2 separate regions of the Homo sapiens genome follow, and region 1 is linked to region 2. Evidence: read pairs that join two places in POLR2A ChIA-PET (ENCODE). Cell type or tissue: CD4-positive, alpha-beta T cell. All regions are shown on one strand. Each heading gives the region's core, and the rest is flanking DNA. Links, peaks and the distances in the headings are about the cores only. Region 1 overlaps LOC105370655 (a long non-coding RNA gene). Region 2 has its middle 40 kb from the start of LINC01550.

Evidence for each region. Peaks named below come from ENCODE experiments on the same cell type or tissue, not always from the same donor. Only the 100,000 strongest peaks of a DNase experiment are listed, where the experiment ranks them.
Region 1: POLR2A ChIA-PET joins it to region 2 with 9 read pairs; 3 of 35 experiments call an interaction of 5 or more read pairs at or near these places.

The regions. Positions count from the first base shown.
Region 1 is chr14:98,102,780-98,105,698 of GRCh38, forward strand. The region is part of intron 1 of LOC105370655 (a long non-coding RNA gene); the gene reads right to left. The region is part of intron 3 of LOC105370653 (a long non-coding RNA gene); the gene reads left to right. Among named protein-coding and RNA genes, the nearest start is that of LINC02295, 32 kb to the right of the region's middle. In CD4-positive, alpha-beta T cell, for the core only: no CTCF peak of the experiment used is centred there; a DNase peak (open chromatin) is centred at 1,122.
Region 2 is chr14:98,017,067-98,019,985 of GRCh38, forward strand. No RefSeq gene overlaps it. Among named protein-coding and RNA genes, the nearest start is that of LINC01550, 40 kb to the left of the region's middle. In CD4-positive, alpha-beta T cell, for the core only: no CTCF peak of the experiment used is centred there; a DNase peak (open chromatin) is centred at 1,775.

The DNA.
Region 1 (2,919 bases), core at 151-2,650, 86 kb after region 2:
GTATATATGACATTTAGGAAAGGGGAAAATTTCTTCAAGTCTTCCTCACTCACCCAATTAGGATGACTTAGATTTGTAAAATCTCAATCCATTTCTAAGACAGTACCAAGTGGCCTCTGGAACTTGGGAGAAAATTATTCCTTATCACTAGCCAGGCTCTCAGGATTCAGTTGTTCCAGTTTTTGATTAAAAAAAAAAAAGTCTTTCCTGAGCACCCATTATGCATCCTGGGCTAGAAACTGGGTTGACAAGGAGGTGGATGGGACAAGGCATTGGTCACTTTCTCCCAGCCATAAGCCCTCCTTTGGAGACCTGCTCTCTTCTGCCTTCTAGGGAAAAGTGAATTTAAGCAACACAGGTTTTGTCTCCCTGGCCTCAGCTGATTGGATCAGGAATGGATATCTGGCCATGTATCAGCCCCACAGTGAATTAGGAGATGAAGCCCCTGTTTTCTTGTTCACTGTGGAGCAGTCTTATTCACGATGTGCCCAGTGACAACTTGCAAAAAGGATGAGGCAGGTGCTTAAAGGGAAGAGATGCCACATATCTCCAAGGAAAACAAGCCTTCTCACTGCCTAGAACGCCCCATGATCTTTTTTGCAGTTAAGTTCCAAATGTCCTCAGGTTTCTGTCCTCTGCAGCCAGCTGATCTCTGGCTATGCCCTCAGTGAGGGAAAGGGACAGACCTCTGGCACAGCTAGGCAAATGGTGCAGTACTTGGTTTAATAAGGATGTGAGCAAAGTGCTACAGAAGTTGGGAAGAGGGTGGCAGACTGGCTCTGTAAGCAAAGAAAGTGTTGCCAAATAGGCAATACCCATTTGGAAAAATGAGTAGAAATTTTGGAGGCTGAATTTTATTAATTAGTGTGCTCATGAAGTAGTTCACACCTTGAATTCACATCTGGGCAATACCTGAGACCACTTCAGACCAGTTGAATAGAAGTTGTAAATTCCACATGTGTAGCTTTTTAATCCCCCCAGGTGATTCTGATGTACAGAGAAGGCTGAGAATCACTGACTTAATGAGTTACATAATAAACCCACTTCCTTCTAGAGCAGTTGCATCCTCAATTCTCTTTAGACTAATAGCTACAGTGTCATCATCCTGAAGCCAACCATGTGCCACGCAACTACATTCACAGCCCCCTAGTGCCCCACTGTGTGAAACATGCAGCAGGTGCTAAAGAAATATGTTTAGCTTTTACGCAGCACTAGCAGACATAGGCTTCTGATACTCATTGGGCTGCATCACTTGTTTTTGTCAACAGCTTCCTCTCCTTCATTGATGACATCAATGACTCCTAAAAATCATCCTGTACTTTATGTTTGCATCTGCCTATCTTCTGCCACTACATTAGTTCAGGCCTCTCACATGACATTTTTATTACGGATCTCTCTGCATCCAATGAGTCATTTTGTTATCATCATAATCATGATCATCATATACTCACATACCTCAAACAGATGCATGCACCCCACTATCTATCCATTATCTAGCCACCGAGTCATCCATCATCCACTTATCCATCCATCACCCAACCATTCACCCACTCACTTATCCATTCATCCATCCATTCCTCCACACACTCATCCATCCACCTGTTCATTCATTCATCCATCCCTCCATACACTCAACTACTCACCTGTCCATTTATTCATCCCTGTCTCCACACACTCTACCATACAACCCATCCCTTCATGGGTAGAGTGAGGGTTCAATTTAGAGGTAGAGATGAGGAGATGGAGGCTGGATTTAGGGAGGATGTGAAAGCACTCCAGCAGAGTTAATACCTAGTGGACATGTGAATGGTCAAGACAAGTGTGTCCACCTAAGAGTGGCTTCATAGTCACCCCTGGCAGAGGGAACAGACTGATCATCTGCCTGAGGAAGTGAAACAGAATGATCCATGCAGAGAACTTCCCAGGGGACCCATGCAGGCTTGGGTGTTGGGAGAGGGGGAGAGATGGTGTGCTGAGGGTCAGGAGGGAGGACCTTAGAACCTGGAATAAAGTGTTCAATTTATATGGAAGACTATGGAGATCGCAGGAGGATTTTATGCAGGGATGGGAGTGACATGAAGTGCATATCTCCAACCATGGAGAAGTCCCTCTCATCTTTTCCAGTTTCTGTGCATGGCCCTTGGCTTGTTTAGGAAGTTGGCTCTGGGTAGATGTGCCAACACAAAATTAGGGAGTACTAGAAACCACTCTCTCAAGGAATAAATAACTCCAAAAGTGTGAGCAGTCAGTTTAGAAAACCTCACCCTGCTGCCATCATTCCTGCCTTACAACCAGTTCCTGCCTTTCCCCACTATAACTAAGAAGGACTTTAGACAGATTTTATGCTGAAGATTCAACACTTGGCTTGGGCTCTCCTTCCTCCACTCTCTCTCTTTCGCCTGCCCTCCCTCCTCTCACCCAGCAAGACAGGGCCTGGGCATTCTCCCTGACCAGTTACTGGGAGGGACACTGAGAAGAACAGCAGCCCACCACCCTTCAAGGGCAGCAGGCAGCATATGAGAAGGTCCAGAGGTGCAAGAGAGCCTGGTCCACTGAGGTTTGAGCTGAAGCCTTTTCTCCTAGGGGTCTGGTGGCAGGGTTAGAGGGAATGAGGTAGGAGAGGCCCCTGGAGGGTAAAAGGACACTGGAGTTTCAACTTTATTCTGAAGAGGAAGAAGAGAGAAGAAAAGAACAATAAAGTATTTTAAACTTATAAGGGAGATATTAAATTTATATTTTTAAATTTTTAATCACAGATATAAAAATTACTGGAGATGGAAAAGTATATGTATATATAGATGTGAATATGTACATCATATATATGATAGCTAAATATAAATAATGGATAGATAATGGATGGATGGATAGATAAATACACAGATACAGCGATAATTGATGAATGGATGGACAGATGGATGG
Region 2 (2,919 bases), core at 257-2,756:
CGAGGGAGGGAGGAAGGAAGGAAAGGAAGGAAAAGGAAAGGAAAGGGAAAAAGAGGAGAGAATGCGAAAGTGTTCTTGTAGCAGGATCTGGCCACAGGTCACCCAGCCCTACCTTTTCCTCATGAAGCTATGCTTTAATAGGGGCTGTACATTTACAGATGGATGGGCAGTCTGGTCCCTGCGCCTCGCATGCTGATGCTGAGTGTTCTGGGAGTGGCCGGTGCTCCACCTCTGAGAGCAGCTTGACTCCTCCGGATCCCCCACTCAAGCCCAGGAGGAGACATGGAGAGTACTCTGGGCTGTGATCTCTTGGTTTTCAATTGCAGGATTCCTGTCGAGGTCTCAGCACTGGGGCATTTCTCCAAAGCCTTATGTACTTACAAGTCTTTCTTCCCCTCTTAATTTGCCTGGAGCCAGGCTTTCATCTTGACTCTTAGCCAAGAGGCACCTGCTGAAATATTCATCAGCAGAAATTGTGCTATGGGTGCTCTTTCCTATTTGTCCAGTTCTATGTCATTAGAATAAGGGCGAGGTGAATGGAAATGGAGTTTGACACCAGAGAGTAAAATTCACTCAGAACTCCAGGTAAGCGGCAATTAACCCTTTTCTGCGTAGGAGGCTAAGTACTTACAACAGACCTTTGCAGCCATTCATGCACTTGTTCTTGGATCAGCAATTCCTGACATCTATTCATTCTTTCAGTACACTTTATTGAGCCCCTACTGTGTGTGAGACCCAGTGCTCGACCCTGGGCATAGCCAGATGCATATAATTGTGTCCCTGCTCACCAAACCTCATAGTCCAAAGAGAGAAAACAGAGAAACATACAGATAACTGTAACATAGGGCAAGTGTAGTTATGAAGTTAGGTATAGGAGAGCATAGAGCACAGCTCAGATTTAGAGAAGGAAAGGGTGATAAACACAATTTTCTGAAAGCAAAGAACCCTAAGCCAATTCTTTAAGGCTATATATATTTTTCAATTAGAGGGAAACTGAGTGGCAGGGTGGAATTTTGTAGAGGGTGCCAAGAAGAGGAAATGGACCTCCAGACAGAGTCAACAGCAACAGCAATGGCAGAGATGCAAAGAGAAATGACATTATGCATGTAACTCTGAGCAATCCTGGGATACTGGAGAAGAAAATGTTATTAAAGGTGTGAGATCTGGCAAGGAAGTGGCCAAAGTCAGATCAGGGGTCTTGTCTGTATGTCAGGGAGCTTGGTCTTAGTTTTTTCTGTCTTAGAGGAGCAGAGCATATAGTTGAAGAGTTCAAGCTGTAGGAGGGTTAGGATATGTTTTGGACATATTACTCAAGCTTTGGTGGAGTGATAAATTGTTAACAGAAAACAAGTTAGGAGGCTGTTAAAATAGGCAGAAGATAACAAGGGTGTGAGTTGGGGTAGTGGGAATGGACTGGAGGACAGAGATTCAAGAACACTAGACAGGACTTTCTCATTTTTGTGCAAGAATCATTTACTGAACAACTTTTATTAGTCAGTTTTTACTCTAGATAATAGTGGGAAATACCAAAATCAGTGTCAGAGTCTATTTTCCTTTACACAATTTGAACTCAAATTAAAGGAGTTCTATTAATATTTAACCAAAGGCAAGGGGGAGGGTGGGGAGCAGAGAAGGGGTCCTTGTGAGTTTCATAGAGCGGGCTTCATGTTTCTAAAACAGGATGCAGTCTGCACCCAGCCCTCATATTACATTTGTGGTTTGGATTGGGCTGGTAAGGATTGCACCGGCTTTTCAAATCTCTGGTGATGAAGGCTTGACTGAATCAACTCAGACCACAGCAAAGGCTCTGCACATCCCAGGCAGAGCTGGTTGTCTCTTTTCATATTCCTAGCCCCACAGAAGAATGCCAGCTATCAGCCCAGGCAGCAACTTAACAAAGCAAATCCCTGGTTGCTATCAACTCCACAATGTTGGTATTTATAAAGGAGGATTTTTTTTTAACTTTTTGTCTCTAACATAGAATTATATAGGGCCCTATTGCCAGTGCGCCCCATAGGCAGTCCCAATTTTTGTGTGTGTGCCCATGTTGACATAAAAGCGCATCTGAATTTTACTTGGAGTTAAAACACTGTGAGTGCTCCTGGCTGAATACAGTGGGACCGCGATATTGTACTGTGAAAACAAGAGCTTGAAAATTACTTCTGCAAAATTGAACTCTTTCCCTCTATGTATATGTATATGTGTGTGTATGTATATGCATATATAGGTATATGATAGCTGCATACACAATGATAACTGAGAAGAGAAAGTAAATCATTTGCATTTTGAGGCAAGTTTTTCTTCTATTGCTGTTATTAATTCACAGTGTTCAAATCTCTATGACCCAGTTTCCTCATCTGTAAAATGAGGATAATTATATTTATGAATAAAACACTAGGAGCTCTTTGGATGAAAGAGAATTCATGATTGGGAGAAAGCAATTTTATGACAAACTACAAAAACTGCATTCGCTGGGCACCCAGGCACTTGTTCTTCCTGGAGCCAGACTGTTTCACTGGAAGCTGATGGATAAAAAATATTGATATACACGCTAAAGCTCTACTGAAATGCAAATGGAAGTCACTGTAGAATGATAGATTTTAAGATATGTTGACATGGCTGTTTGCTTGTGGAATTCTTACCAGCCCAGTCCCAACCAGAAATCTCATAATATACCATGGTTGGTTGAAATACTGTTCCTGAACTGTGCCACTTTGCTTTCTGACTGTCTGGTCATGATTGGTGGTGTCAAACCAGATATGTGTCCATCCTGCTGCTTCTCCTCAAGGCAGAAGCTACAGTTTTTTAATAAAAAGCTTCTGTGACCGGGGTTCTGGGGCTTCCAGGATTGCCTACAGTCTTCTTACTGTGTCTTCAGTATTCAAGCCCTTTGTTGCATGAGTTTTCCATTGCTGTAAT